2 separate regions of the Mus musculus genome follow, and region 1 is linked to region 2. Evidence: chromatin loops called from intact Hi-C (ENCODE). Cell type or tissue: heart. All regions are shown on one strand. Each heading gives the region's core, and the rest is flanking DNA. Links, peaks and the distances in the headings are about the cores only.

The links. Peaks named below come from ENCODE experiments on the same cell type or tissue, not always from the same donor. Only the 100,000 strongest peaks of a DNase experiment are listed, where the experiment ranks them.
Region 1: a loop joins it to region 2, with 9 times the contacts of the local background. A loop is called at or near these places in 5 of 42 quality-filtered maps.

The regions. Positions count from the first base shown.
Region 1 is chr6:31,930,535-31,946,879 of GRCm38, reverse strand. No RefSeq gene overlaps it. Among named protein-coding and RNA genes, the nearest start is that of Gm31894, 79 kb to the left of the region's middle. In heart, for the core only: a CTCF peak has its summit at 8,511 (motif pointing left); a DNase peak (open chromatin) is centred at 8,389; H3K4me3 peaks cover 630 bases; H3K27ac peaks cover 342 bases; H3K27me3 peaks cover 1,974 bases.
Region 2 is chr6:33,119,861-33,136,205 of GRCm38, reverse strand. No RefSeq gene overlaps it. Among named protein-coding and RNA genes, the nearest start is that of Gm22321, 39 kb to the right of the region's middle. In heart, for the core only: a CTCF peak has its summit at 9,381; no DNase peak of the experiment used is centred there.

The DNA of each region.
Region 1 (16,345 bases), core at 3,583-11,582, 1.2 Mb after region 2:
CTACTTAGTCCACCCAACCTAGCATGTCCAGATGACATGGGCTCAGAAAATGTGTGTGTTCTCAGGCTGACCTCATTGCCCATCTCCACTGTCACTGTCACCACACTTGGAACCCAGCCAAGGCACTGTCATGGGGGATAACCATGTCATAGTCATGGTTTCAACAGGTTCATCCCGGTTCTCAGAGAAGTACAATCAACAGGGTGAGGGTGTGCCCGTGTACACACATGTGTGCTTTTAGAACTGGCTCAGGTTTATAGGACTAGCACGTGTAAACTCTGTAAAGCAGGCTGGAAATTCAGGCAGAAAGGGATGTTTTGAGAAATACTTATTTTCCAGAAAATCCTGGTTGTATTCATACGGCTGTCAACTGATAGATGGCATCCTCACTTCCCACTATAGGAATGAGAGTAACCCTTGTTTAATACTTAATTAATTACTGAGTAGCCAAATAACTATAGAATACCATCACTGGGTTAGCATTTACTAACAAAGCCTGGACAATCAACACCTAAAACTGATTGTCACTGTATGTCAAATGTTGGTAGCAAGTAGATCTAAGTTCAAGGCTTCCCTTCTCATGAGAAACCCAGAAGTGAGAGAGTACCCTAGTGAGGTCTCTAGCAACGCAGGGACAGAGTGACTGATTTGGTAGCATCCCCCACCAGGAATATGATAGATGTACTTCAGCAATGGGGGTTCTGGTCCCCAACACAGCCCCTGAGGACCTCACACAGTATCTGCCCCTCATAACCGTGTCTCTGGTGCCATCTGGAACCAACTGGGTGTAGAATCCCGTGCTAGGGGAAAGATGGGTTCACATCATGGACATAGGGTTCAGATGTGTCCCAGGACGAGGGCTTATGTATACTCAAGACTGGGAGGTTAAACAGGGTAGAAACACTTCTTGCAGAGTTTGCCAGAGGTCCTCTTCTGTCACTTTGCCCAGAAATCCTGATGGTATGTGTGTGTCCATGCCAGACCATGCAGCTTCTGGAGTTCCTAGAGAAGATGAAACCAAACCAAACAACCTCTGCCACTGAATGGGATCTAAGTCCCCATGTGTGCTCACTACCTGTAGCTTCCTAAGCCCCGTGTAAGCTCCCACACTTTCCCTCGGCCTCCCCTGGAACAGTCACTTGGAATTGATGTTTCCTGCTGAACTTCCCCACATCTGATAAATAACACCTGCCATCCCCACTCCTTTCCCCCAACTCTGTTTATTAAACAACGTTCGAGATTTTTCTTCTCACATGATGGGTACTAAAAGCACAAAGCAAACCATCCATGCGGAGGGGATGTCGCCAGCCATCCGTGGCCTGGAGCCAGGTGGTAAGTGACGTTTTATTTGCCAAGGCCTGAGTGAGGCCAGGCAAGGCCAGGTGGGGCTGAGGCAGCCCAGCTTTCATAGAAGTGCTTGAATTTGGGGGCAGGCCAAGGGTCACCCCAGCACTGCTTTAGCCCCCTACAACCTTGGGTTGGTACCTTACCTCCATAAGTCTCCACGGGATGATCTGAGAATGAGATTTTTCCAACTGTAAAATTAGAACTGTGAAGAGGGTCAGCAGCACAGAAAAGCTCCTTACACAGAGTGAGGTGCGTGTGTGTGTGTGTGTGTGTGTGTGCGCGCGTGTGTGTGTGTGTGTGTGTGTGTGTGTGTGTGTGTGTGTGCATGTGTGTGTGTGTGTGTGTGTGTGTGTGTGAAGGGTCGAATTAAAAACGGCCACCATTGGCTCAAGTACTTGAATACTAGGTCCCCAGTTAGTTAGTGGTGCTGTTTGGGTCTGTGGAACCTTTAGAAGGTGGAAACTTGCTATAAGAAATATGACACTGACGTAGGTTGGCCCGATACCCTCCCACCACCGTGTGCTTCCTGTGAGTGGATGAAAATGTGATAAGTTAGCTTCCTGTGTAATGACTGTTGCCATAGCTTCCCCGCCATGACAGACTCTTGCCCTCATTAACGGTAAGTCAAAATAAACCTTTTACCTTAAACTGCTCTTAGCAGCTTATATAGCATGTGATCTACCAGTTGACATCTTATCCTTACTGTCAAAAAATCCCACCAAGCTTTGCAACCATGCCGTCTCAGGATCCCCCATGCTGGGGTCCATTCTGCTCACAGTTGTTCTGTGCCACGGTTGCTATATTAGGCTCATAGTTGAGGAGTTCCAGAAGGGTGACAAGAGCGATTGGTCTCTGCTCCACGAGAATCCTGGCCTCAGCTGCAAGAATGGCATACAGGCTGAGGGAAAAGGGCTCAGTAACTGAAGACTGATGTCACCTGTTCCGTCCAGCACCTGGCCTCACTGGGGGCTATTGGTCAGACACCCGCATGAAGCCTCTGATGTGACTCATAGGCTTCCTCATAGAATGGTGAGTATTCCATAGCATCCGAATAGTAAGTGTCTCACGGAGTTAGAGGATGCTATACTGCCCGGTATGAAGCCTGGTACATCACCTCAGTCTTTCCTGTGAGTCGTCTCAGATTCCCCACGTGAGAATCTGACTCCCTCCCAGGAAGTCCTACATTAAAGAAAGCAGGGAGGGTAAAGGATATTGCTGCATTCATATCTGGATGATGTCAATGAGTCACCAAATGAATGAAGAAGTTGGAGTTTTGAGCAAGGGATGGGATTTGGAAAGATGTATGTTCCTGGTCACTCTGTTGAGGTCAGTACAGGTGCCCCTTCCACACCTGCCTGCCTGCCTCCCTCAACCCTGAGCTGGCCTTGCCCTCATAGCTCTTGCCTTCCAAGAATGAATGATCTGTTCTAAGAACAGCACTCCCCAGGGGCAGCGTCCTCCGGATCTCTGCAGGATATGATCCACCCCCTGCTCAGATTGGCCATCCATGAGCTCACACGCTCAAGCTCCACCCCATGGCAAGGGAGTCAGAAGATACATTTTATCCATACCCCTGTGAGTCTCCTGTTGGTTAAAGTTGAGACAGGAAAAGGCTGTTATAGGGGAAAGACTTTGATTTGAAAAAGGAGTACCACAGGAGGAATGGATTAAAAACAACACAATTTCTCTACACCATGGAATCTTTTTAAACATAAAGATGAATGATGTCATGTCATTTGCAGGGAAATGGATCCAACTGGAGATAATCGAATTAAGGGAATTAAGCCAGTCTCAGGAAGACAAATATCTTGTGTTTTCTCTCATTTGTGGTTCCTAGATATTATAGATACATAAAACCAGTACGTATTGATGGCATGAAAGCAAATGAAAAACCATCTTGGGAAGAGAGAACTAGAGAGAGCAGGGAGAGAATAGAGAGGATGATGGGGCATGAGTGGGGGCAGGGAGGAGGATGCTCAGAGCATGCTACCTGTGGGCATGAGAATGGCCTCAGGCAACTCAGTGCAATGCTGAGCGGGAAAGAGTCCTGGCTTTTGTCTATTTGACGCTGGGTAAACATGGACATGTGATTTCAAGTCTATGAGACTCAGTTTCCCTATATAACAACCAGTCAGAGAGAGGGCATATGGACTAGTGAGTGGCTTGCTGTGCATCACTGAAGGCCAAGGGATGCCATGAGCCATGTCCCAAGTAGTCCAAGCCTCACCCCCACAGCCTTCCTTGGACTCCCATAAGCTTGGTCTCCTATTAGCCCCTCTGGTCCCTGCAGAGGACACTGCAGGCAGCTCTAGCCCACTCTACAGGGAGTCATCCAGGCAACATTTCCCTCTAGACTCTAAAGTCTAAAGCCGTCTCCTTGGAGCACAGCTGCCTCTAAGAGGGATGGGCTTAGAAGCCTGTTTCCCGTTGGAGATGTTGTTTAGTGTTTCTAATAGACACTGTTTGTCGCCCACTTAAAGAGTTTGTCACCTTTTAGACTCTGGAAACTAGGTCAATTCCCTCCAGAATTCACTGGAGCCAGGAAACCTGCCTCACTGTGGCCGTGAGGGGCCTCAGCAAGGAGAGAAGGCTTCTTAGCAAGACTCACAGAACTGGATGCAGTGCCCAGCACAGCCGCAAGGGTCATGCTCATTCCCTTAGCCATGACAGCCAGTGACGCCAGAGTTGTCAGGCTCCAGGTATATGTGCTGGGATGGGAGAGACCTTTACATAGAGCCCATATATCAGTATGCTCCTGGAAAGCAGGAGGGAAAATGTTAACAGGATATTAAAATATTTAACACCTCTAGGCCATATTTGAAAGGTAACCCAGGTATGATCTCATCCTTCATCCATGCTCTGAGTAAAGATTAGAAGAAGAATGTCCAGACAAATTCTCCCTTATAAATATTGATAGCTGGAAGTTCTCCTTTATGGCTAACTTAAAGTGTTACTGCTGTAAGTAACTGCTTTTAGAGTCATAAAGAATAACAAGGGTCTCAGCAAATACAAGCAAGGCTTGTACAGTCTTGGAATACCGTTCCCCCAGGGGCAGGGCCAAGTACTTCGCAGTTGAGGCATTTCCAGGAAGCCTGATTGCTTTCTGGTGGCATGGTCCCAGTGGATGAAGGGCTGTGCTAAGCTCAGTCAGCCTCCTTCACAAATGACCACATTTGATGGGAGCTTCCTCCACCCCTACCCCGCAAACAATGCAGGCAGTGGGGTAACTTAGTGCAGATTGTATAAAACCTACGGAAGACCCCATCTTACTGCAACCAGGAACTTTACAGCAGAGCAGTGCTCTGGGAAATCTGGATGGCTAAGCCTCCTATCTCTTCCAGTCTTTGGTAACTTCCCTGTATTGCTCATGATGGTCAAAACCTATTCTGCCTGCCTGCATGCCTGTCCATCATCCTCCACCTTATTTTTTGAAACAGGGTCTTTCACTGACCCTGGAGCTCACTGATTCGGCTACCTGGGGGGCTGGGGGGGGGGAAGGCTCGCAGATAAACACCAGGGATCCTCCTGCTGGCTCCCCACACTCCAGTGGGGGAGTTGCAGACACATGTTGCCCTGCCTAGCTTCTATACCTGGGGAATGGGGAGGGCTTTGAAATCCAAACTCAGGTCCCCAGCTTACACAACAAGCATTTTACCACTGAGCCAACTCCCCGGCCCCAAATCCGTGGTGTTTTATGGATGCTATCCTCCATAGTCATTTATTAAAATATTTCAAAGCATTTTCATAGAGTGCGTGGGTACTGTGTAAACATCAATAACAATTCTCTCACTTCAGGCCTGCCAGAGCCAGCAGCCTGCCATCAGTCACTTGTGGGGTACCTGGAAGGATTACACGGGTATACTCAGCTCCTCTGACTCTCAGGGAGGCTTTGGGCCAAGTCCCTTCCATAGAGCAGCTGTGGTACCATTGGTCATCTGCCTCCCATCTGGTGGTGCCCCAGCAGGAAAGTTGCTGGGTGGCAAGGAGAGCTCATAAACCATCAGGGAAGAGCGGTGACAGTGGTGGGCTGTCTCCGCAAAGACCCATGGGCCTCCACTCCACCTGGCTTACCTCGAACCCAAGTCCCCTGGAACTGTGGGCAGGAGCTGGAGAAGCCCTGACACCCATTCCTAGTCGAAGACCAAGACAGCTAGGAGAAGAGTTTTTCCAGATGTTGGCTCTTGGCTACTGCACACTTAGGTCTGGTTTGGGGGTTGGAGGCAAAGGTCTTCAGTGGTAGGGCAGAAACTCTTCGGTCCCTGTTGTCTCTAGGAAAGATTGGAGGGATGGCTCTCAGTTTTGACCACAGGCCATGAGTGAACCCAGGTCACAGGAAAGAACCATGAGAACCAGTCTCAAGGCTCAGAGTTTGACCCTGAGGCCAACCAGGTTCTGCTGCCCAGCCAGAAATGGCATCAACCCTTCTGTGAATCCTCTCCTCTCTTCTGATCTCTGCAGCTGATCTGGTCACGGGGACTTGGTGGAGTTCTACCTAACACCTGCCAAATCCACCTATTCAGGTGACTGTGCTCACATGGCGTCTCCTCTTCACTCTAGAAGCCTTTGTCTGAGGTACAGGAGGACAGAGGAAAGGACAGGAGGGGACAATAGGAGAGGCACAGCTCGTAGCTCCAGAGGCCCAGCACTGTGGTAGTGGGAAGAAGAAAGACAGGGGACAATGGCAGTCCCACAGAGGTGGTATGGAAACAGAAGGGCCTTGAAGAATGATACCCCAATCCTCAAACTAGCAGAACAAGAGTAGGTTGAGCACGTCCAGGAGGCTCTAGCTCCCAAAAGCCACCATGAGAAATATCAGGTCCCAAGGCCTCTTCATATAAGTGTGTCTGAGCCAGGAGTGATACAGTGGAAGAAAAGTCGCATTATCCAGTTCCAAGGATGCTCGTTCAGGATGGGAATGATCATGACCTTCCGTCCCTCCCTCATAATGCCTCAGCCTGGGTTCCCCCACCTCCCAGGCAAAATCCCCAGATCTCACCCACTGCCCTGTACTCCAGCTTGGTGTTCATGGTGAGCTCTCACAGGGACCTCCTTCCTGGGGGCCTGTCAGAGCAAGCTCGGTACACAATCAATGGAGTTTCTCGGCAGCAGCTGGCAAGTGCTTTCAATGAATTGGAAAATCTGGTTGATGTGTCCTAAAGTCTAGTGCTTACAAGAAGGCTTGGGTGTGGGAAGTACTTTTCAGTTAGGCCTGACTTTTCTGTCTCCCGCCATCCTCCTCTCTGTGCTCCAGAGGTTTTTTTTTTTTTTTTTTTTTTTTTTTTTTTTTTTAAAGTTAAAATGTGGCACATCTTTTATTAATATCTTGTAAGACATGCTTCCTCAAGTAAATGGTTCTTTGCCTTAGGGATCAATGTGATAGTTGGAGGGGTGCTTGAGTTTATGTGTGGGTCTGTTGAGGGAGTGGGGAGGAGAAGGATGCTGGGCCGGTGTTTACTGACGATGCTCACCTGTGCAAAGTGTGCTTGCATTTTATTACAAGTATATCTTGCATCACAGGTACACACGCATACAGCTGTGCCTCCTCTTGTGCCCTATTGAGACACCCAGTCTCTGGGTGTCTCAAATATCTATGGTCTGTCTACATGAACAGACAGGGGACCAGAGGGCTGCCAAAATGCCCCTAACTCACCAAGACCCCCTGCAGGTCGGGAAGTGTACTGGCTGGTTTGTGTGTCAACTTGACACAGCTGGAGTTATCACAGAGAAAGGAGCCTCCCTTGAGGAAATGTCTTCGTGAGATTCAGCTGTAAGGCATTTTCTCAATTAGTGATCAAGTGGGGCAGTCCCCTTGTGGGTGGGACCATCCCTGGGCTGGTAGTCTTGAGTTCTATAAGAGAGCAGGCTGAGCAAGCCAGGGGAAGCAAGCCAGTAAGGAATATCCCTCCATGGCCTCGGCATCAGCTCCTGCTTCCTGACCTGCTTGAGTTCCAGTCCTGACTTCCTTGGTGATGAACAGCAATGTGGAAGTGTAAGCTGAATAAATCCTTTCCTCCCCAACTTGCTTCTTGGTCATGATGTTTGTGCAGGAATAGAAACCCTGACTAAGACAGGGAGGTACATGTTTCTAAGGGTTCCCCTTATCTTCCTTTTCTCTCTTCCCTCTCTGGTATCTTCCAGAAATAGTCCCCTTCCTCCTGCTTCTCCACAGAGTCAGATAGAGAAGTATGCTTGACAAGAATTCAGAGCTGCAGTCCTTAAAGCAGAAAGGCCTAGAAACCAATGCCAGCCACCCATTCTGTGGATGGGCATACTGAGGCTCAAAGACACAAAGGATTTTTTCTCCTATGTGCCCAGAGAGGTCCTTGCAGAGCCAAGACCACAGCTTGGTTTCCCCCATCCTATCACACCACCTTGTCTTCAGTGCAGGAAACCTTCCTCCCACTCAGGTCAGAGCTGCGGTGTAGTGTTGCTGATGAGCATGGCTGTTCAAGGAGATGGTCGCAGCATCTGCAGGTGATGCTCACACTAACTGTCTCAAGGACATGGTGACCAGGTAGCCTTCCTCCTCAAGGAGCAGAAAGAAGGCAGCAGCAGGGATTGGAATGGGACGGTCTGCCTGTCAGTCAACCTAGTCCCCTGAGTCCCCCAGACATGGCTCTGGCATGCCAGAGGGCTGAGGCCAGTATGCTCTACGAAAGAACTGAGAGAAAGGTACAAACCCAGGCTTGAGCCCTGGAAGGGACTTTAGAGATGATCAATTTTTAAATAATCTCCGCTTCATATTCAGAAACTTGACACACAAGGGCTTGGTGACCTGCCCAAAGAAACATGGAGAGATCGCCAAGTTTATAAACCCTGCCCCTCCACCCCACTCCCACCCTATTAGGAATTGATGCTTCTCTGCTCCTCTGGGAACAGTCTGACCTGTGCTCAGATGAAATGCTAATCCTGAGCGACTCACCGATGTGGTCAGTACGCTCTGAAGCCCCGCCCCCTCTTCTCCGTTTTCTTCCCCAAGCCACTCTGCTTCCTTAAAGGCAGAACAGATGAGGAAGGCACACACACAGATGTGCCAGGATCTGCAGCTGGCAGGCTCGGAAGCCCTCTCTCTTAAGCATTGCTCCACCCTAGCCTGCACCAGTAGCAAAGAAGTAAAGACCTCGCGGATGAATGAGAACGGGGCGGTGGGAAACCCAATTCGTTCTCCAAGGACACGAGCGCCCTCTGCTGTTCGCATGATGAATTACGGATTCGGACTAAACCGCATGAACGCAGCAGCTAAGTCTCACCAAATCAAGAGGGTTGCAGCCACCACCACCACCACCACCACCACCACCACCACCACCACCACCAACAACAACAACAACAACAACAACAACAACAACAACAACAACAACAACAACAACAACAACAACACATAACTAAAGAAAAGACCAATAAAAGTGAGACCCAAAGTGGAATCTGGGAGGAGAAAAGCTGCCTGAGTTCTTCTATGTGGACCTTCGAGCAAAGTTCAAGGTCCTGCCCATTCCCCATTTACCCGCTTTGTGCTCCCCAGGTATTTTCTAGTTTGATTTCAAAGCAAGCTGTGTAGTGATTTGGGGGTAGGGGGAGCCTACTTACTCCACAACCTCTTGAGTTCTGAGAGTTTATAAATATTCACCTTGGCAACTTTGAGCACAGATCAAAGCTACAGTAGATAGGATGAAGGACTAGAACGCTGGGATACAGCTCCATGGCTGTCACTTCCTACTCGTGTTGGACCTTTCTGTGCCTCGCTCTCCTCATCTGTAGAATGGGTCTTCTGAGTCCTAGGGAATTCCCTTAGGTAACAGATGGTGCAGTTTTGGCAAGCCAGGGTGGAGAGATCCGATTCAGGCCCCCGACCCTTATCAGTTTTCTTCCCTGTTTTGTGAGCAGTAGTGAGGTAAAGGGGTTACAGAGATAGGACACTGTCTTGCTCCATTTCTCCACATGGGTGACCACAGAGCAAGGCCTCTGGTAATTCTATTGCAGCCTTGGCGATTTACTGAGCTCCTATTAGTAGGCAAGGCCTGCTGTGTAAATTCTGCGGGCTCCTGAGGACTGGTGCTCAGGAAGACAGGAGGGCACAGAGTAGAGATCCCAGAACAGCATAGGAGCCTTGAGATTGGAGCCTGGGAGGCCAAGGACAGGCCAGCTTCCTCTGAGTCTAGCATTTCCCGAGGCCAGCCCTGAAATGACTTTCCTTGTCTAAAAGGTCAAGGTCATGGGCTTGGGGGTGTAGTGCTGTAAGGCAGAGCGCTACCATGTGTGTCTCCCGACAGCTGCTCTGTCTCCTGGTCTCAGTGACAACACAGCCGTTAAGGAGACCTCGCCCGTGATCGGTGTGGAGGATGCGCGTACATTATCATATGATCATGGCATTCGTCAGCGATCCCTTTCCTATTTTCTGCATGAGGCTCCCTTATTTGAATGTGTTTCCTCAACAGAAATGAGAACTCTTCTTTGTCCCTTCTTCGGTCCCAGAGCTGTGGTGGGGCGGGGATATCCCAGGTGCATCTGCGAGGAAGCTTCCAGAGGGACCCAGAATGCTATTACTGAAGGCTAAATGTTCCGTGGCTAAAAGCTGCTGTAGCAATCTTGGCATCCACTCTGTTTGAATGGGTACATTACTGTAATGTCCCATTGCTGCCGTCAGCACGCAGAGGGCTGGGCTATTTGTAACCGCTGAGACGCCTGAGCAGCAACATAAAGATCAAATGGTAGAGACTTCCTCTGCCTCAGCTGAGACAACCAGGCTCAGGGCTTTGAATTTGGCCGGCCACCTACCTCAGAAGCTGTGGCCCAGGGCTTCTGGTGTGTGGGAGCGCTACGGGGAGAGGAGGGTGGTAAGACAGGGTGGGCTAGAGAGAGAAAATAAGGGGAGAGGGCAGAGGCAAGGTGTGGACCCAGGAGCGAAGACTTCGGCATAACTCCACCCCCACGCTCCTGAACCCTGTCCTGAAGCCACCATCTGCCCCCTATCCAGCCCCCTCTGCCCCTCAGATCAGGTCGATGACTTCAAGGTGTTCAGGAGAGCAGCTGCAGGTTTCTACCCCTGCTATCACACACAGAAGAAGATGCAAAACCAGTCGCTCCCCCAAGGTCCAATGTGGGTGCAGGGAGGGCTGGGGGACTTTTAGTGTTCTGGATGGAATTTAGAAGGTGAGAGGAGATGAAAATACGGTAGGAGGGATCAATATGTCAAGATCATGTTACCACGCACTCAAGGCTACTTCTGCCTTATGTGGCGTTAAACCTCCCCGCCCCACACACCACCACCACCACCACCACCCCACCCCGCCAAGTCGTTATGTGGTCTGGTTGTTCCTGTCCGTGGGTCCCCATCCACACCCTGGGAGTTCATATGAGCTTTGATCATGTTGATTTAAAGGGGCTTGTTTTCTTGGCCTCCTCTGTCCCCTCTGGCTCTTACCCCCTCTCTGCTTCCTCTTCCTCGGGGTTCCCTGGGGGGGGGGACTTGATGGAGACACCCCATGTAGGGATGAGTGCCTCTGATCTTCTCTATACACTGCCAGCTGACACCCTTATGGCTGTGTGGTGGTGTGTGATACCTCCCCTCCCCCGTTTACACACAGTCTCCTCTAGCCAGGCTGTGCCTTTCAGCCTAGGTGTGCTGGTGGCCACTTCACTTCTGTCCCTCCCGTGTCCTATCACATCACCAGGATTCTTCCCAACCCATACTCATCGAATTTACTTATTTGTGTGTGTGCACACACACATACACACACTTTTGTGCATGCACAAGTCCATGCACAACTGTACCCTGGTGCTTGTGTGGAGGCCAGAGAACAACTTAGAAAAATCATTTCTCTCTTTTGACCCATATGGGTCTGGTATTCAAACTCGGGCAGTCAGGCTTGGCAGCATCACCTGCTGAGCCACTTCACCAGTCCCTCATTCTTATATAATTATGGCAATTTATATACAGTGTAATGGTAATTACCTTAGCCAAGCCACTCTTGTGCAATATGGCAGCACTAAGTACAACTCTGGTGGTACACAAGCGCCATCACTATCTATACCCAAAGATTTCCGTCATCTATAACACAGCTAAACACTGCAAACTGTCAGTCCCCATTCCCTCTTCTGCGCTCCCCCATCATCCAAACTCTGCATCCTCCCTCTGTGGGTTTGACTTCCCTAGGACCCTCACCTGGGTAAACTCCGAGTCAATTCACCATCTCATGCCTGACTCATTTCACCTAGTGCAATGCTTCCAAGATCCATCCATGTTGTACCACATATCACTTTGCCGTACCAAATTTTCACTGATAGTCACATAGCCAATTAAGATCCCACTGTAAACCACACTTCTCCATTCATGCACCAGTGAGCGCCTAGATGATTCCAGGCTTCTAGCTATGGTGAATAATGAATGCTGCCGTAGACACAGGTGTAGGAGAAATTCCGTTCGAGTCTCTGCTTTCAGGTTTTCTGACTGTAAACTTAGGAATGGAAGCACTGGGCAGGTGCTATCTCCGCGTGTGTTTCTGAGGAGCTGCCAAAGTGTTTCCCAATGACGTCACACCATTTACACTGTCACCAGCCATGTGGGGCTCCAGTTTCCTCACGTCGGGACCAACACTTGCTAATTTCCTTTTATTTTTATTATTATAATTATGATGATGATGATTATGGTTATTCTTATAGATATGAATTTGATGATATAGGAGGAAGAGCTTGCAGGCTCCGCCTCTCTGTGATGATCTTGGAGGAGGAGCTTGCAGTCCCCGCCTTGGAGAAGGAGCTTGCAGTCCCCGCCAAGGAGCTTGCAGTCCCCCCCTCTCTGGAAATTTCATTCTAAGCTTGACTCCTCTCGACACAGAGGGCCCTTATTTGGATTGTCCTGACTTTTCAGCCCATTGAGTATAACCTATGTACTTTGAAGATTGACAGCTCCTGGAGGAGAGGAATTGTCTACCCATGGTTCTGAGTCCCATGGTCTCGTTCCCACTTAGCATGGGGAGAGGAGGGGAACCCTCAGGCAGCTAGCCCCACCTCATGAACCAAAGCAGACAATTGATCACTACCATCTACTTTGAACTGCACATTTCATTCCTCAGTCTAGCTGTCCCAGCCCTTCCTGTTGAAAGGACCTGGAAAACCGAATGACTTGAGGATAGCTTTTTGATACTTGGGAGTAAATAAATAAATAAATAGGATTGTTTGTTTACATTTAAGAACCCCAGAGCCCAGAGGTGATTAGAGGGGATACTGAAAGAATGAATTTAATCACAGAATCAAATCTCCAGAGAGGCGGGGCCTACAAGCTCCTCCTCATCCCCTCCTTTATGCTCCTCTGTGGACCTCAGCTGCAGAGTTGCTGCTGCCACACTCCCTGACATGTAACCACCATCAGCCTCTGCCCGCTGAAGGGCGTGGCTTCCCCTGGGGCGCCTGCGGAATTCAGGAATACTTGGTTACCTCATACAATCCAGCTAAAGTCACAAGCAAAGTTCTCAGCTGTTACCAAAACACCTAAAGCCCTAGCATTGCTAAGGGCACACGCTGCTGGGCCCTTAGGGGAGTTCAGGCTACTCCGAGAGAAAGCAATGGCGTGGGGGCAATGGCGGCTATGGTACCTGTGCGGTCATAGGAACAGCAGAAGGGCCCAGAAGCCCACTGACCAGAAATAGGCAGAGGCTAGAGAGTGGGTGCACACTCGGGGCTGCGGGGGAATGAAGCAGAGAGATCAACAGTAAATTCAACTGCGATAGGGCTGCCCCTACAATCGCCTCCTGGCTCCTTCTCTCCCCATCTCTCTCCCAGTCACTATCAAAGCAAAATTTATGAGGGGCTCCAGGCATTGGATATTCCTTGTATTTCAATCTAACTCTTTGCAATCTCAAGTGAACAGCTTGGCTGTCTCTGCCTGTCAGGGAATTTAAATTGCAGATGGGGTAGTGAACAGGCTGCCCTGCGCAGGAGCAGCCCCTCTGGTGAGCACCATCATCGCTTAGCAACGAGAAGTTTATGAGGCAGTGGAAAGTTCCACTCTGGAAAGTGCCCTTGACCCAGAGCATCTCCCAGGAAATGAGAGGAAGCTTCCCAGAGAAAGGCCCAGACAGATAGGAGGTCAGTTTGTGTCACAGCTGGGGTCAGGGAGCACAGCCGGGGGCGGAATCAGCTTCATTCTGCACAGCCATTGTGGAATGTGTCTTCTGTGACACGCAGTGTCTTCACCAGACTCCATGTCATCTTTGACATTCCATTGTTTCAGAGATTGTTTTCTAGCTAAACACGAAGTCTCTTCTCTGAGTCTCCTCCTACCTCACACGCCATCAACCAGTAAATATAGTAGTGAACAACACACACACACACACACACACACACAAACACACACAAATTGTCAACAAATACAAATAGCCAGTGCAAAAGAGAACCAGCCCACTGAATCTGCTCCTAGTTAGAGCTCAGTTCTCCATAGCATGTATATAATTATGAGGTCAGTCAAGCATCACCACACTTAACATTTTATTCTGGAAGTCACAATTGCCCCAAAGTACTCAAGCACATCGCCAAGGCATATCCTTCTGCTCAGATAATTGTCTTTGGGAATAAGAATGTGGGAAGCAGTAACCCTATGTGAATGGCTAGCAAATACTACAGATACTGATATTCCGTTGACTTTGGGTCATTGTATAACCCACATGCTCAACACAGGGAAAATCATCAGACACACCAAGCTCCAGCCTGAGTTTGGAAGACAATCAACGTATTTCTAGGTATTTGGTGTGGGTGAATTATATCTTCCCCTATAAAAAATATCTTGGAGTCCACCTGCATACTATAGAAGTGTTCTCATTTAGTAATAGGGTCTCTGTAGACAGAATTGATTTAGATAAAACTGTCTTTAGGATGAAGTAGGATGCCCAGTACGACTGATGCCCTTAGGAAAGGCAGAGCCACCATAAAATGGTGCAAAGATGCAAGAACACACACAATGATGGAGGCAGAGATGGGAAAACACGACAACAAGTAAAGGAAAGCAAGAATACAGAGGGTGGAAGAGGCGGCAATCTCTCTTGTAGGTCTTTGGAGGTACAATAGCCCTATGGACACTTTGGTCTTGACCTTCCAGTCTTCAGAAATGTGGGGCAATGCATTTCTAATGGTTTAAGTGGCCCCATTTGCATTCCTAGGAAATTAATCCAAAAGCTGGCATTCAGCTCAGCTGGTAAAGTAATCACCTAGTATGTATCTAAATATCACCTCTGGGGGGTAAATCTGAGAGCATCATAAACTGCAACATCAGCATTGGGGTAGGAGGATCAGGAGTTCAGGGTTAACTGCATAGCAAATTCCAAGCAGCCCGGCCTACAAGAGATCTTGTCTCAAAAGAGAAAGGGGGGGGGGGTGTAAAGTAACTAATCCAGATCCTCTGTCATTTTTCTGTTGAAGGGACCAGGATGATCCTATGTGGGCACAGCAGCACCTCGGGATGTAATAAAAATGGTCTGCATGAATGAAACCCTAGAAGAATGAAGACCAAAGTGTGGACACTGTGCCCCTTCTTAGAATTGGGAACAAAACACCCATGGAAGGAGTTACAGAGACAAAGTTTGGAGCTGAGACAAAAGGATGAACCATCTAGAGACTGCCTTATCTAGGGATCCACCCATAATCAGCTTCCAAACGCTGACACCACTGCATACACTAGCAAGATTTTGCTGAAAGGACCCAGATATAGCTGTCTCTTGTGAGTCTAGGCCGGGGCCTAGCAAACACATAAGTGGGTGGTGGGTGCTCACAGTCAGCAATTGGATGGATCACAGGGCCCCCAATGGAGGAGCTAGAGAAAGTATCCAAGGAGCTAAAGAGATCTGCAACCCTGTAGGTGCAACAACATTATGAACTAACCAGTACCCCGGAGCTCTTGACTCTAGCTACATATGTATCAAAAGATGGCCTAGTCGGCCATCACTGGAAAGAGAGGCCCATTGGACACACAAACTTTATATGCCCCAGTACAGGGGAACGCCAGGGCCAAAAGAATGGGAATGGGTGGGTAGGAAAGTGTGGGGGGGGGAAGGATATGGGTGACTTTTGGGATAGCATTGGAAATGTCATTGAGGAAAATACGTAATAAAAAAAAGGGGGGGGGAATGGTCTGCATGGGACAGAGTTGACAGCTGGGACTGTCCGATGTGACTCAGGATGCAGGGGCCTGGGTGAAGGCTGGGGCCTTGAATATCTTTGCTATTTGAAGCAAGGAAATGAATACTGTGTTTTCATGGCCCTGAGTGTTCAGTCAGGGGTGGAGCCGTCACCCTCACCTTATCCTCCTCAGATGCTGACTGGCCTGTCTTTTAGCCTGCACCGCCTCAGTGGAGGAATGAGCCTCTTCCAGGGCAAGCGCTACTCCTTATCCTTCTGTGTATCCCAGAGAGTGTCACATTATTAATAGTCGCCCAATTAATCTGTGGTAGATTGACACATGAGACACGAAAATACAAGAATCATAATTTCCCCAGAATATAACCAGGAGAAGTCAGACTTAGCCCCCTGCATCTCTGAGTTATTACCGCTGTGACATCAGTAACTTACTGGCATGTGGATAATTGTAGCTTTCCATTTAACTAATTCAGAATATGTTTATATGAGGTACTTGACCTCATATTCCTGGTGAACAATGCTTGCATAAATGAATGAGAGAATGTGTGTGTGCATATACACAAATACATACAACCATATATGTACACACACACACATACACACACACACACACACACACACACACACACACACACACGCGAGGATCTGGGGAGAAATGCCACTCAATAATGAAGATCTGACTTCTCAAAACTCAAAAACAAAAACCTCTGACCATCTCTGGTTAGTCTCCCGTCTGTTAGGTCTCTGAGTGTCCCATCTTCAGCTGCTTTCACAGTCAGAGATCTTCACAAAGACCTTGAGCTGTCAGCCACACTCAGCCCCAGCAGAGCTCTGGGTCAGCCCACCTCCTCTAGAGAGTCTTGCTACCTTATCGTTA
Region 2 (16,345 bases), core at 5,120-13,119:
AGTAAAAGAAATAGGTCGAGAGTCTTTGTGTGTGTGTGTGTGTGTGTGTGTGTGTGTGTGTGTGTGTGTGTGTGTTCTAAGTGGTTAGAATTAAAAAGGAGGTCTTGGGGTACTAGGAACCCTCATTCATTGCTTGTGGGAATGCAAACTGGTTTAATCACTTTGGAATACAATTTGTCAGTCTCTTAGAAAGTCCAAACAGATTTTTATGCAACCTAGGAATCACACTGGTATTTATCCTGTTGATTTGAAACTTATGTTCACACAGAAACCTTCATATAGTGTTAGTGGCAGCTTTATACATAGTTGTCAAAACTGAATCAGCCAAGATGACCTTCAATAGGTGAATGGATAAACAAGCTAAGTTATGTCCATAGTCTGGAATATTATTCAGTGATAAAAAAAATAGCTATCAAGCCACAAAATATATGAGGGAGATTTAAAGTTCCTGTGTGGAAAATTCAGGTGCAGTGATTAATCATGGTTATTAATTTGATGGCAGAGTGGTTCTAGGATCACTATGGAAACAGACTTCTGGTCATGTTTGGGAGTGAGTTTCTAGACTAGGCACATTGAGGCAGGAAGATCCTCTTTTAATGTGGGTGGCACCATTCCAGGGGCTGAGATCTGGGGTTGAATCAAAAAGAGAAAAGGAGCTGAACACCAGTGTGCATCTCACTCAGCTCCCTGACTGCAGATACACTGTGACCACTGTTCACACCTCATCTCACTCAGTTCCCTGACTGCAGATACACTGTGACCACTGTTCATACCTCATCTCACTCTCCTTCCTGACTGCAGATACACTGTGACCACTGTTCACACCTCATCTCACTCAGCTCCCTGACTGCAGACACTCTGTGACCACTGTTCACATTCCCAACCTACCAGGCTGCATTGGACCTTGGAACTGTAATCCAAAATAAACCTTTCCTTTCTCAAGTTGTTTTTGGCACAATAGGGAGAAAAGAAACTAACAGGCAGCTTTAAGGTTTAATATTTTGCAATCCCAATTATTCAACATTTTAGAAAAAGCAAAACAATGCAGTCAGTAAGAAGTTGGCCAGTGGAGATAAATGGACTGGCTGCCCTGGAACAGCCTCAGGAGCCCCAGACTGAGCCCCAGACTGAGCCCCAGGCTGAGCCCCAGACTCAGTGCAGCTTATTTTTAAGGGGCAATGAAAACCTTCTGTGCTTTCTGTGTTGTCCTTTGGGTGTTTGGGCGTGTCTCTTGAAGCCAACGTTGACGGTTTTGAGTATGAGGAAGATGAGAAGAGTATGACGACAGTGACTTAGCTGAGTCTGAGGATGGCGTGGAAGATTCTGTTATGGACTCAGGAAGTGATGATGAGTAAGCTCTCATCACTGAGGATGTTAACATTGAGGAGCTGGAAAGGCTGGGTAGAGCCAAGGAGGAGATTTTGAAGGTTGAGACACTCAGGAAAGAGATGCTGAGAATGAGATGATGATGAATTTGAGGGTTATGAAGACAAATCATATATTCATATTCTACCAAAAATAAAAACCTAGTAACAATTGCTGCTATTCCTACACGCCTGTAGAACAGTCAAAGGAGTTATTATCTAGAAATGTTGACGGTTATTTAGGGTTGCTACATTACAATAAAATGCTTTTCTATCTTTGGCCTAAGTCATCTAAGTTGCTTAGCTGCAGTAGTTAACCTGTCTGTCTTGAGTTCCTCTGAGGCCAGAAACTGTTTAGCACCTCATCATAAAATAGCAGGGCATAAGTGAAAAGATTTATTGCTGGTGTTCCTTTCTTTGGTGAATCAGCCAGAAACCTCTCTGGATAAACTGGTTAACTCTTTGTGAACCACAGAGGAAGGAAAGGAAAATAATTAAGATGCTGTATACAGGCAAATTTGTAGACACATATACTTTAAAACATTTATATACGCACAAATGCTGGGCCCAACTGTCTGTCACAATCAACTCCACAAGTATTCATGCATGCTTATACATATACACATATATCCTGCACACAAACATACACAAACAGACATACATATTTGGATGGATGAATGGATGGGTGGATGGATGGATGGATAGTAGGATGGATAGATGGGTGGATGGACAGACAGACGGCCGGATGGATGGATGGATGGATGGTTGTGGCAAAGCTGCTCAAGCCAAACCATCCAACCAACAAACAACAACTTTATTTCTTTTTTCTGGTCTTTTATACATTCTTAGACAAAACGTTCTTTAGAAAAATACCTCAGAAATGAAATGTTATATAAAATAGGAGTTACAGAAGGATATTGATTTTAAGTCCAAAGTAGTGTTTTTTTTTAAAATAATATACTCATTAAAAGTTCAAAGCAAAAGGTTTTTTTCAAAAACTGAGACTTCCAAAAATATAATGCACGCCTTTTTTTGCTTTAAACATTTTTATTAGATATTTTCTTTATTTACATTTCAAATGCTATCCCAAAAGTTCCCTATACCTTCCCCCCCACCTTGCTCCCCTACCCACCCACTCCCATTTCTTGGCCCTGGTGTTCCCCTGTACTGGGGCATATAAAGTTTGCAAGACCTAGGGGCCTCTTTTCCCAATGATGGCTTACTAGGCCATCTTCTGCTACATATGCAGCTAGAGAGCTCTGGGGATACTGGTTAGTTCATATTGTTGTTCCACCAATAGGGTTGCAAACCCCTTCAGCTCCCTGGGTACTTTCTCTAGCTCCTACATTGGGGGCCCTGTGTTCCATCCAAATGATGACTGTGAGCATCCACTTCTGTATTTGCCAGGCACTGGCATAGCTTCACATGAGACAGCTATATCAGGGTCTCTTCAGCAAAATCTTGCTGGCATATGAAATAGTGTCTGGGTTTGGTGGCTGATTAATGGGATGGATCCCCGGGTGGGGTAGTCTCTGGATGGTCCATCCTTTCATCTTAGCTCTAAATTTTGTCTCTGTAACTCCTTCCATGGGTATTCTGTTCCCTATACTAAGGAGGAATGAAGTATCCACACGTTGGTCTTCCTTCTTCTTGATTTTCTTGTGTTTTTCAAATTGTATCTTGGGTATTCTAAGTTTCTGGACTAATATCCACTTATCAGTGAGTGCATATCTAGTGACTTCTTTTGTGATTGGGTTACCTCACTCAAGATGATATCCTCCAGATCCATCCATTTGCCTAAAAATTTCATAAATTCATTGTTTTTAATAGCTGAGTAGCACTCCATCTTGTAAATGTACCACATTTTCTGTATCCATTCCTCTGTTGAGGGATATCTGGGTTCTTTTCAGCTTCTGGCTATTATAAATAAGGCTGCTATGAACATAGTGGAGCATGTATCCTTATTACCAGTTGGAACATCTTCTGGATATATGCCCAGGAGAGGCATTGCTGGATCTTCTGGTAGTACTATGTCCAATTTTCTGAGGAACCACCAGACTGATTTCCAGAGTGGTTTTACAAGCTTGCAATTCCACCAACAATGGAGGAGTGTTCCTCTTTCTCCACATCCTTGCCAGCATCTGCTGTCACCTGAATTTTTGATCTTAGCCATTCTGACTGGTGTGAGGTGGAATCTCAAGGTTGTTTTGATGTGTATTTCCCTGATTAAGGATGTTGAACATTTTTTCAGGTGCTACTCAGCCCTTCCGTATCCCTCAGTTGAGAATTCTTTGTTTAGCTCCGTACCCCATTTTTAATGGGGTTATTTGATTTTCTGGATTTCAGCTTCTTGAGCTCTTAGTATATGTTGGATATTAGTTCCCTATCAGATTTAGGATAGGTAAAAATTCTTTCCCAATCTGTTGGTGGCCCTTTTGTCTTATTGACATGTGTCTTTAAAGCAACAGTTTTTACATGGCTTGGCCTTATCATAGTGCACATCTGTGACTTTATCCTTGGCCTAAATGTTTTTCCTTGAACACAAATTTGTCCCAAGTCTATTTCTCTTTTTAGTGTACTTATGTTAAGCTCATTGCATTTCTTATTATGTAGCTTTTACTGACTATTCTGAGGAGTGGGCCCATTCTATTCTTGATTCTAACTTTATTATATCATTCTACTAAGACCATCTCTAAAAACTTTCTTCCAAAATTATTTGAATCAAATCAGTAATTCTACATAATTATTATCTATTTGTCTAGATAGCATAACTACAAGATAGTACATCTTCATAGGTCTGGAAAGATCTGCTCAAAAAGGTGGGCTAATACCTAGTGGTTGTTATATATGTTTAATAATATCAAGAAAAGCACATTAATAGCAGGAATCTCTCCTAGAATGGATTTATCCTGGGCCTTGCCTACTGGAAATGAGCTCATCTCAGGAAGATCACTTGCTAGTTATTAGCTTCTTCTATGATGGCTCCTGACACATAAATATCGATTAGAATTGCACAATATTCAAACATTGCTTGATGGTTGTTTGTCATTTGTGTCCATGCAGAAGTTTTTGAAAGGGTATAATCTACAACACTGTGTGTAATGACCTTCAGAGACTTAGAACATAATACAGGGTAGATTTTTGGATGTGGGAGTGCTGGTGCATTATAGGAGGAAATCTATAGGTGTTGGGATACTCCATGTTCATGGAAGATTCTAGAAGCAGTACTGAACTCTCTAAATTAAGAGTAGAAATTATTATAGTGGAGAACGTTAGAAAATAATTTTATTCTTTTTTTAACGGCAGTAGAAGAAAACCAGAGGATTGGAAGAACAGTCTGAGGGTTTGTTCTTTAATGCCTGTATTGCTTGGCTATGACCAGTGATGACTGTTGTTATCTAAAGCCAGGGTTCTCGTTATGGGAGTTTTCTCTCTCTCTCTCTCTCTCTCTCTCTCTCTCTCATACACACACATTCTCTTATTCTCCCTCCCTCCTTCCCTCTTTTCCTTTCTCATTCTCTCACTTACTCATTCTCTTTCCCCCTCCCTCCTTCCCTCTCTGTCATTCTCTCCCTCTCATTCATTCTTTCCCTCCCTTCCTCTCTTTCCCTATTCTCCCCCTCCCCCAGGCTTTCTATAACTATTCTCTGCCCTTGCTTCACAGGGCCTAGGCTGCTAACTATCACTACCATGGGTACTTGGCTATCCCATCATGCTTTGCTGATTTATTTTAACACTTTCCATATATTTGTGAGCAGAACTTTCATTAAAGTCATTCCAGCTTCTCCACTTGCTCATGCCTTCTGTGTCAGCTCTGGTCCAGTTCAGGACCTCAGGGTCTTTGCGATGGTTATAATCTTTGTTATTGGATTTGGAATCACTGCTGAAACAACTTCTGCCTGAGTCTATGAGAGTGATTCAAGAAGATTTAATTGAAGAAAGAAGGCTTACTCTGAACATGGGTGGTACCATCAATGAACTGGGGTCCCAGACAAGATAAAAAGGAGAAATGAAGCCGAACACCAGTATTTAGCTCACTGCCTCTAGATGCAGTTTGACAGCTGCCTCACAATCCTGCCGTAACCTCTTGCTTGAAGTGATGGGCTGTACTTCCAAACTGTTCAAGTGTTTTATCTCAGTAAGAAAAGTAACTAAAACAACCTTTAAAATGTGGCAGCCAGCACTCACTTCCGCCTTTGCTCTGCCCCTACAGCTCTGAGTGCTCACTAACCTATAGGCTACCATGCTTGTGTAAGAGAGTCAAGAGAAGCTTGCCTCTCGGGGGCATTCTTGGAACCCTCACTAACTGCCCCAGTTCTGTGGACTTGGCGGGAGCAGACGGAGAGGGAGGGCTACTGATCTCTCAGTGCAGGCTAACGATGGCCACCATTTGCACTCTTTGCCAGGATCTTTGTGTGAAAAAGAGGAGTCTTGACCCAGACTTACCTCACCTCACTCTGAAAGAATTGCTAGCAATAGCAGAAATAAAAGTAAAGCTAAATATGCAATAACACCATTTTATAATCTCTTCTACCCATTATAGCAGTAATTCAATATCCACAGTGTTCCATGTTTCATAGTAAGCCCTCATTCCGTGTGTTCCTTTTGTAATTAAAAGGCTATAAAAGACAACATTTTAGTGTTATACATGCTTATTTTAGAAAAATCTGAAAAAATATTTTAAAAATTAAAGGAGAAAATGAAAAGGACCCACAATTCCGGAACAGCAAGAAGGCACGCTGCAAGAGCCAGAACATCCCCACTTTAAATAGCAGCTCCATCACTAAGAGTTCTAACCTTGCACCAGTCCCAACTAGAAAAAAAGGGATACCAATGCCCCTTCCCATCTGTGGCAAGACTTAGAGACAACATGCAAACCCTTCAGCACAATGCCTCATACAGGGAATGTGTGACCGAGACAGGCCTGGATCTGAGTCTCTGCTTTGTCAGTTGCAGGTTGGAAAAGACAGAAAAGTCCCTCCCTAACAAAACAGGGGCAGGAAGACACCAACCCTTTTCTAGGATGAGGCTGCTTAGGTGATGACAAAACAGCTCTTCATTACAATGAGAAGCACAAAACAGGCTCACACTTTGAAGCCATGGCCTTCGTCTTTCTTATTGTTTTATATCTGGGTCATCAACAGTGGCCATCTGAGGAAGGGAGTCAACACCAAGGTGACCCGATCTTCCGTGACCTGATCTTCCGTGGGAGATGTTTATGTAGTCAGTGAGACTGGAGGGATTAACTTTGTCTCATTCAGTGTCTCCAGGTGATGCCTTCAGAGAGGCATTTGTTTAGCTGAAATCTGTTAAAATATAGCAGCAGTAGCTCAGGGATTCCCAAAGTGCACGGGGCTGTGGCCCTTCCCAACCCTAGCACTCTGGGACTGAGAGATCTTGCTGCCAATAAACAGCAGTTATGAGCTTAAATTGAAAAAAAACACCCCCAATTTGGAAGAACTGAGAGAGTAAAGGGAAAATGTGGGTGCTCCTCAGACAGGAGAGGGATGCTGGGACAGACAGACATCCCTCTCTCCCTTCCTGAGTCGGACTTCCTTCTCTCCCTTCTCCTCGCCATCTATGAAAGTTTGTCAGCTTTTCATTTGTTTTATTTATGTTTGCTTGGTTAAGAAAATGACAAAAAAAATCATATCTTGTTCCTATGAACACTCTTCTAGGCACTTTAAAAATACTGTATTTGTTAAAACAAGCATGTCTGCAAGTACAATCATCAGGGTATGTGTGGGCCAATGTGCATCAGGCCTTCTGCAAAGGTTTATCTGAGCTTTTTATTCCCTCTCTATGTGCTCTGTAGTGTGTTCTATGGCAGTGTTTCTGTAACTAAATGTGTGTCACTTACTCATTGGCTATTTTAAGAAAACTGTAACACGTCATGACAGGTACACATCCTGGCCTGCCTGGACTGGCATTCTGACAGGAAGAGTCCAACAGTCAGTACTTTACATTATGATTATTCCAGGCTGCAGCATTCAGCATGAGTATTTCATCCGATGTTCTCTCTGGAAACAAGTTTCCATGGTGGGAGGGTGACAAAGGCCCAGTGGCTTGGTTCTGGGGTACCAGATTACCCACGGGTGTGACAGAAGACTCAGACAGGGAGCAGGGGACTCAAGGGCTCCTTTCTGTTCAGTCCTTCCCTGAAATGGTCATTGATGTGTGTGGGTCACACTTCTCTTCCCAAGTCACCACACTTCCCTGGGAGCTCCCACAGGGGCACACATGTACCCATACAATCTTAATGCATGGATCAGAGCATCGCTGAGCCCAAAGGCCATGCTGTTACGGGGCTTTCTTATCCCTTCATCTCCTGCAGAGGCTGTTTCAGCATGCCATGGGGTATCTGGGGATGATAAATTTTCTTAGGAAAATCATATTAAAGTTCAATTTGTTAAACCAGTCTCCTGATCTTATCAGTGGTGGGCAGTTGTTTTAGCACCAGAACCAGGAAGTGATAAATCCTTTAGGCTGAGTCTGCAGATGGTTATCCTTTCAGTGTGGATGAAATCAATGGGGAAGTCATCTAAGGGAATGTCCTCGAAGCTTATAGAACAGCAGCTAGGAATATTGCTTGATCAGATTGTAACCATGCATTATTTTCCCCTGGAGTGTGTGTGTGTGTGTGTGTGTGTGTGTGTGTGTGTGTGAATGATTTCAATAACAACGCTTTCAAGTTTCAGCTGGTTGGAACAGTCTTCTTCTGGCAGAATCAGCAGAAACACCTGTTACCCATAATCCTGTTCTCCACACACAAATTCAGATGGCTAACCATTGCCAAATGTTTCCTGAAGAATTCTAGAAACCAGGCTGGGAAGAGGGCGGTTTTATGCTACTGGCCGTGAACTCAGACCCACAAATCAAGTGCTTATCAGAGAGACTGGGGCACAGAGAGAGATACTCAAGCAGGCAGAGGGACACTACATGTAGGAAGAGCCTGTCTTCATGACACTTCATGGAGAGATGACTGTGAGGCTCAGCAGGTGAGTGCCTTTCTGGAAGCAAGTAGGGAGTACCCTTTGCTCCTCTTGCTTAGCCACCTATTCTGTGCTAAGAATGCTCTGTGTGCTGGGCACCATGCCCAGCAATGACAGTGAGATGCTTGGAGAAAGCATTCTTTGTTTGGAGAGCTCAAGATTTAGGTCAAGACCCAGCAATCTACCCTGATTATTCCTTTACATCCGAAACAGTTATTTAATCACTGAATTGATGCAAAAGAGTATTCTGTGGTCCGTGTAAATGGGATGAATTTCAGAGTCCAATCCATTGTTAAAGCCTTGGTGGAACACAGCCTTAATCATACATTTCTATATCACCCATGTTTACTACAGTATACCATAGACGAGTCATGGCTGCAAAGCCTGACTAGTGACTGTCTAGCTCAAAAAAGAACAAGTTGGCCAATGATGGTCTAAGGGTACAGACAGGGGGAGCTATTTAAAATGCTGGGCAGTAATAAGGCCAGCTCAGAGCATCCTCAATGTGGAGATGCAGACAACAGAGACATGAACCAGTCATTAGCAAATTTTACTGCTGTTACAAGGACATTGAATGAGCCATGGGGGGGGGGTGTCTCTTGAAAGCAATTGAAGGTGGGGCTGGTAGTGTCTAATATTCTGTATGACTCAACAGACCCATCAAATGAGTGAGAGATGTGGAGAAGCGAAGGAGAAGAGACTGGGTTAGGCTTGAATTGCATTAAAAACAAATCTGGAGATTAACTTGAATCCAGGGAGTGATTTGGTGGTGGTGGTGGTGGTGGGGGGGGAACGTATCTGGGAAACCAGGAATGGAAGGTAGGGAGGAAAACCAATAAATAGCTAAGGAATGTTTTGTTTTAATGACTGGAGACTGCTGTGGGTGGCTGGTCCTTACTCCTTGAGCTTCTCTGAGAAAGAGTGAAGCAAGTCTTGGGGGTTGCTCTCTGTTCCTGCTGAGGCCTTGACTCACTTATGAATGGCTGAGCTTATTACGGCCTCTGTATTTCCAGGTCTCACCTGCAGGCGGCTTCCGAGTCCCTTCTGAGGGATGTTGAACAGAAGCCAGAGAAGTGTGTAGGGAACTGTCCACCGCTGCTGTGCTGAAATCCTGGTCCTAGAGTGGTAGCGCGATGCCTGCTATCCTCTGCTGAAGAGCTGTCAAAGCAGCTGAGCTAGGACTGAGTTAAGTTTTGGCCCCAGGCTGTGATTCATTCTGCTGTACTGACTTCTCCTGCTGCTGGCTGCTCAGATTCCTGCCGGCTGAACGTCCCCTGGGGGATCCTTGTGTTTCGTGCTCTGGATGGAACACAGCCCTGTATTTGGAAAGCCTTGATACCAACTGGACTTAGCCTGCCTTGTCCTGGTTGACTTAGTAAACCATATATATCTTTTCAGACTAGAAAACGCTGCCCCTTTTAACTCATACATGTGTGATAATAATTACCTTGCTTCAAGCTTTTAAGAAAACATTGTGTAGATATGATGGAGTTACTATTCTTTCTGTCATTTCTTCTCTCTAATGCAAAAGACTTTCCAAGTGTTAAATCACTGCCATGACGTTGCTTGATTACCCACCCCCGAGGCCTTGGCTTGCTTACAATTGGTGAGTGTACACTTAGTGCTGCTTGGCAGGTAGAACGTGTCTCCTTGGACTCTATGGACTGAATTGGGTTCAGGATCTATGGCATCTTCCCACATCTTTGCTGGTCAGTCCATGACCAGGAATTTTTCCTTGAAAATGAAAATTGAATGAGGAAAGGAGCATGAAGAGAAGAAGACGTGGTGGACAGGAAAAGAGGAGAGGGATAGAAACAGAAGTAAGCGATGGAGAGAGGAAGAGGAGAGGACCGGAGGAGGAGTAAAGAAGAAATAGAGGAAAAGGGATGCAGGGGGAGGAGGGGAAGATGATGGGAGGAAGGGGAAGAGGATAAGAACAGAAAAATATGAGAAATAAAGAAAGACGTGGAGAGGGATGAGAAGGCAGAGGACAAGAGATAGCAGTGGCAGTGTGGGACACTTCTGAGCCAGCCACATTGTTTCAAGACAGAGAAAGTTATTAACGTGCTTGTGTGGCAGATGGTAAGAATCTTCACGTTATACTCTCGTCTCTTTCCTGGGACCCTTAGAAAGGCCCTTATCATAGTTCCAAGTCGACAACTCTGATTGTATTTGGTACTTATGCAACATCTGGAGAGAAAATAAGATTCTACTGCTTTTAAATATATGCCATATATCTCACCCTGAGAGAAAACCGTTTTAATTGCAGGGAGAAATAAACATGGAAAGGAGGAAAAGAAGGGTATACTGGCTGGTTTTGTGTGTCAACTTGGCACAGCTGGAGTTATCACAGAGAAAGGAGCTTCAGTTGAGGAAATGCCTCCATGAGATCCAACTGTAAGGCATTTTCTCAATTAGTGATCAAGGGGGAAAGGCCCGTTGTGGGTGGGACCATCTCTGGGCTGGTAGTCTTGGTTCTATAAGAGAGCAGGCTGAGCAAGCCAGGGGAAGCAAGCCAGTAAAGAACATCCCTCCATGGCCTCTGCATCAGCTCCTGCTCCCTGACCTACTTGAGTTCCAGTCCTGACTTCTTTCAGTGATGAACAGCAATGTGGAAATGTAAGCTGAATAAACCCTTTCCTCTCCAATTTGCCTCTTGGTCATGATGTTTGTGCAGGAATAGAAACCCTGACTAAGACAAATGGGGAAGAGAGAAGAGCAGTGAGCCATCTCAGGATGCTGTCCATACCCTGGGCCATCAAAGGTGAAGCAAATGCAGAGAGAAGTAAGAGCATCAGGGAACCACCGACATCCGGAATTCACTGCCCATCACTCGCTTTGTTTAGGCGAGGTGAATATGTCATGGGAAGATTATTTTGCTCAAATACATCCTCACAGCAGCAGAGTGATAGATAAGTCAGATATTGGCCATTCTGCTTCTGAGGGATCAGGAGTGAGGTCCTTGTTGTACCCTGTCGGGAAGCTGGAGTGCATCCCTGAGTAGTGCAGCTTCTGCCTTGCCTTTTGCCACTCCATCCCTCTACCTCCAACGCCATCACTTTCTTTATGGAAATTATGGGTGTTTGTGCCAATTTTCTGCCATTTGGAGAAAAGATTTTTTTTTAAAAAACAACCAAAACCCTCCAGTTTTGTAACAAGCCCCTTCATTTTCCTGCTTGTACTAGACATTGAAGGGCAGGTGAATTTGCTTTTCTTAGAGAAAAGCATAGATCCAAGGCAGCAGTTAAACCCGCAGTTGCAGATCTGACACTTGAAAGACTTCCCCGTCATTGCTGTGTTTGGAATCTGCAGTAAGCGATATGTCTTGTGTGCCAAGTGCTGCATCTTTCTTACACGATCTCCAGTTCTGAAAATCTGACAATCTAAAAAAGAGTGCCCCCCCACCCCCATCACACAAGCCAGTTTGATATCCCTATTTGTCCCCAACAGATAAAAAGGCTCTAAGGCAGACAGATGTCAAGGGGCTTTTCTTGGGTTCTTATTAAAATCAACAGAAGAATCAGTGTTTGGGGGTGAGACTGCAAGCTTCTTTCTTACTTACTTGTGAATTAACTAAACTATACTTTCTTAAGCACATGGAATTTAAAAATATTTCAAGATATCATTAATTTCAGCTTCTCTTTCCCTTCAGAAAGGAAGCCTGTCTGTAACTTGCACTATAATTGGGGAGGGGGAGAGTTAATGCAAGGACTGATCAACCCCATCCTACCTGAGAAGATTTGACGACATCAGAAAGCTGGAGGGTCCCAAGCTATAACGTGGTGGTAACAGATGTGAAGGTGTCTTCATTCTTCCTCCAGGTGCTTCAGGCCTGTGCTTTGTCAGCTACAGATAAGAGTGCTAACTGTCAAAATGACCTGACTTAGAAACAAAGCCAAACTACATTTTCAAATTTCAGTGAAGACTCATACTATATGTAAATAAATTCAAAGTTAACAAAAAGGATTGAAAGGAGCTTGAATTCGCTGGAGCACACTTATCAAAAAAAAAAAAAGATGTATTTGATGGTGGAGTTTGATTGGATTAGAAAGTGTCTAGGGTATTAATGAAACACACCTTTGGGTGAATCTGATTATTTCTAATTAGACAGGATGAACTGAGGGCAAAAGACCTGAATGTTGGTAACCCCAAGTCTTGGACTGAATGAAAAAGGAGGAAGGAAAAAGTTAGATCTATTTTTTTTTTCTTAGTAGGATCATGGATCAAGCTGAAAGCTGCTCCCACTGCCATATCTTCTCTATCATAGGGGACTGTATTCCTCTGGACTTACAACCCTTACTTCCTCTGGTTGTTTTTTGTCAGCTATTTGGCCACAGTGATGGTGTGTCAGGCATCAATACAGAAGGTGGGGTGATATCATCCACCCAGCACACCCTTTGGAGTATACCCTGATGGTGTGTGATCAGCAGCTTAGCCATGAAAGTCAATTTCTCTGCCTCCCAATACCACACTCACCAGCCTAAAATCTGGAGTTTGAGGACCATGGCAGGTTATACTCCTGAGGAAGTCAGACGTTTTACTAGGGTTCTCTTAGAATAGACATAAGAGAAATGTAAGGAGTTTCTGAAGGTAGAATTTGGCAGCATTGGTCTGTGACTCAGATCAATGGCATCTTAGCTAATTCTATAGGGAGCTGTGAAGAACTCTCCCAATTGGGTGTTGTGACTCTAAACTCCCCACTAATCAATTGTTAGATGCAGACCAATTTGGGAAGGGAGTATGACCTTGGGCTGTATGACAATCTTTAGTAATTTCCCAAAGGGTGCTGGCAAGTTGCCTAAGGCTCCCAGCAGCTGGGCAGCAATTCCTTCACTCTGGGTGACACATCACAGCATCCATCATCAGGACACAAAGATAGAAAGAGATAATTCCAACAAAGAAACAAGAGTTAGACAAAGACTGCCTAGTGCCTCCAGCCCCTCAAAACCATCTTCGGGCAGTATACCTGCTATAAATAGCCAACAAGCTGTGGAAGATGCAAAGACATAAGCTGAGGTGTTGATGTACCAGTATTGTTTTTGATGGCTGCACACTCCTGAGTCTAGTAAAGAGGGCATGCTCACTCTCAACAGGAAGCCAGACAGAGCGTCAAGTGTTGATTTGACAAGGAGGGGACCTGACCCATGGTAATGTGTCCTCGTTGTTGCTAAGAAACCTGTGTTTGCAGAGCTCAGACTGGTTTAACTCAAACTGCTCTGGAATATACTAAGCAACTGAGGGCAGATCCCCTAGGATTCCAACTATGTAACAAGAGCTGGGCCATGCTGGGGTATTGGTCCCCATGTCATTCTTACTGGTGAGCGCTGACTCAAACTGGGGTGCTAACCCCCATGCCATTCTTACAATGATGAAGATTACTGAAAGTATTTGGGTGAGCATCTCTGAAAGCCTTCCCCTCACGGTGACTGGAGCCTCAGGACCATAGTTGCTCATGAACAGAGACTGATCCTAGACATGGAAAACAGGTCACAGGAAGGCATCCTTACTACACTCAGATCTACTTGAGGATCTGAAACATCTGGTCTACATGAAGAGACTTCTCATAAAGTGGGGTTACAGCTGACAAAGGTTCTAATGTGGAGGACTGACCGGCCATTTTCAGCAATGATCATCTGAGCCATGAAGAATTGGAATTGGGTATACCAACCTGGACAACACTCCTTATTGATTTGATTGTCTTTATCTTAGAAGGTTATCTCCTAAACCGGATCCATGTTTACTCCCTCCCAATTAATTCTCTCAACAGACACTTTTGTGAATCTGCTCTGGAATAAGCATTGAATTAGAAGATGTACCAAGTTACAAAGACAAATGTGGGAGACTTTCCCTTGCAAAAGTCTCAGTAGACTTTATGGTGGTGATTCCTAGACTGGACATGTCAAACTGCGTGATTCAGAAGATAATTGATGAAGAATGCCAGCCGGCACTCCACATTTGGACCTCATTGTCAGCTGAGAGTTTAGAATGCCTTCAGGATATGCCCTAATTGTGATAACATTGTCTGGATTAAGTCTTTGTCACAGAAAACATCTCCTTTACTACCACAGAAACCGTTCCTCCTTCACTATGTTCCCATCATGCATTCCTATGTGTGCAACAAATGAAGACATTGGATGGGACAATGATTGGAAATTCAAGTAAAAAATCAAGTTGGCCCTGTGATGCTCTCAACCCAAACAGCTTCTTTTAAGCATGTCCTCCAGATAATCATTAAGACCAACTTTAATAAAAGAGCTGTTAAGGACTTTAGGGACGGCAGACATGAGTTCTAATATCTAATTTAGTTTTTTTCTTTCTATGACTTTGGGGATGGTATTTAGCTTAGCGTGCCTCAGGTGTTTTTGTTTTGTTTTGTTTTTTTCCTATGAAATAAATAAACTCATGCTCTCTCAACTCAAAGAATTCAGAGTTTTTGAATGAAATGCTATACTAAAAGCATGGGCTTAGTGTTCACATAGCTCATGGAAAGTATAATAAATTACAATAATTTTAAAGCACATATCATCTCTCTTCTGAAATCTTAAAGAAGACCTAATCCTGGATATCCAGTGCTGGAACTGGGACAGGATTTAGGAAACCTGGAGAAAGAGCACAGGAAGCTGGGGCACCATAGAAGAACAGATTGGGAGACAGGGTGTTGAGATTGTTCAGAACCTAATATGAGCAAAATATTTTTCCTCATTTTCTTTCATGGCATTCCTTTCTAGGGTCTCTCTACTTTATTTCCACTGTGAATACTTAAGAGAAGTGCAGAGGGAACCAGCTGTCATGCCATAGTCTCCCAGCCGCAGCAATGGTCCTTATTTTGCTAGCCATGTGAGACTAGCTTTGGTGCCTGCAGTGGTTAATATGCCAGATGACAGTATCCAGAGTTACCTAGGAGACAAGCCTCTGCTCACATCTGAGAAGGAGTTTCTACATTGGGTTAGTTGAGGTGGGAGGATCCATCCTGCATAGAGGTGGTGCTATTCCATGGGCTTGGGTCCCAGACTGAATGAAAAGAGGCAAGTTGAACATCAGCATTTGTCTTTCTCTGCTTCCTGAACATGGGTGTAATGAGGCAGCTGCCTCACAACTTCACTACCAGCACTTCCCCCACCACCATGGCTGTGTCTTCTCACTGTGAGCCAGAATGAGTCCTCCCTTCCTTAGGTTACTTTTCTTCTGGTATTTTGTCACAGCAGGAGGAAAGTAACCAACACAGTGTCTTGACTTTCTGCTGTGTGGGAAGGTGTCTCTTAAGCTTACTCTCTTGGCTACAGGAGGAGTGAGTAAAATATCAATGCCAGCCCCACAGAGCTATCACACCAGACGACTTTGTGAACCTTGGAGAGCACCCGTTATCTCATTGTTTCAAGTTTAAGAGATTTTTGACAACATTAAAATACTCCAATCTGGCAGCCTTCCTTCACACACTGGCCCACAAATCCCGCACAACCATACTATACTCCTTCCTCTAACTCCTGTCACATTACGCCATGTGAGACAATTCAAAATTAAAATGACAAATTAACTCTTAACTGCTAAATATTTAATGTCCAAAAAAAAAAGCTGTTTAAAACTCATAAAAATCCAGGCAATAAATCTAAATACTAGACTGGGAAGTGTTATATTACCTTTTATTTCTTTTATTTATTTATTTTTTGCAGCATCTTAGTCTTGTCTTTATATTAAGAGTTTCCCAATTGGAAAATACACAGCAAATTTAGTGCAATAATTTATGAGCATGTTCTTATATCCCCATCCATTTTTCCTCCATTGTTGTTTGTAACAACATCAATTTGTCACTATGCAAAGATAAGTGATTTTTAATTCTTTTCTTCTAGTGTTGGCCCTTGTCTAATGGAGTATACTTGTGTCCAAATCACATTTCTTCTATTATCCTTGAAAAAAAAACAAAAAAAACCTCTGGTTTGGTTTTTAAAAATTTAGGTGATAGTCTCCAAGACCAGGCTGGAGACTAGTTTG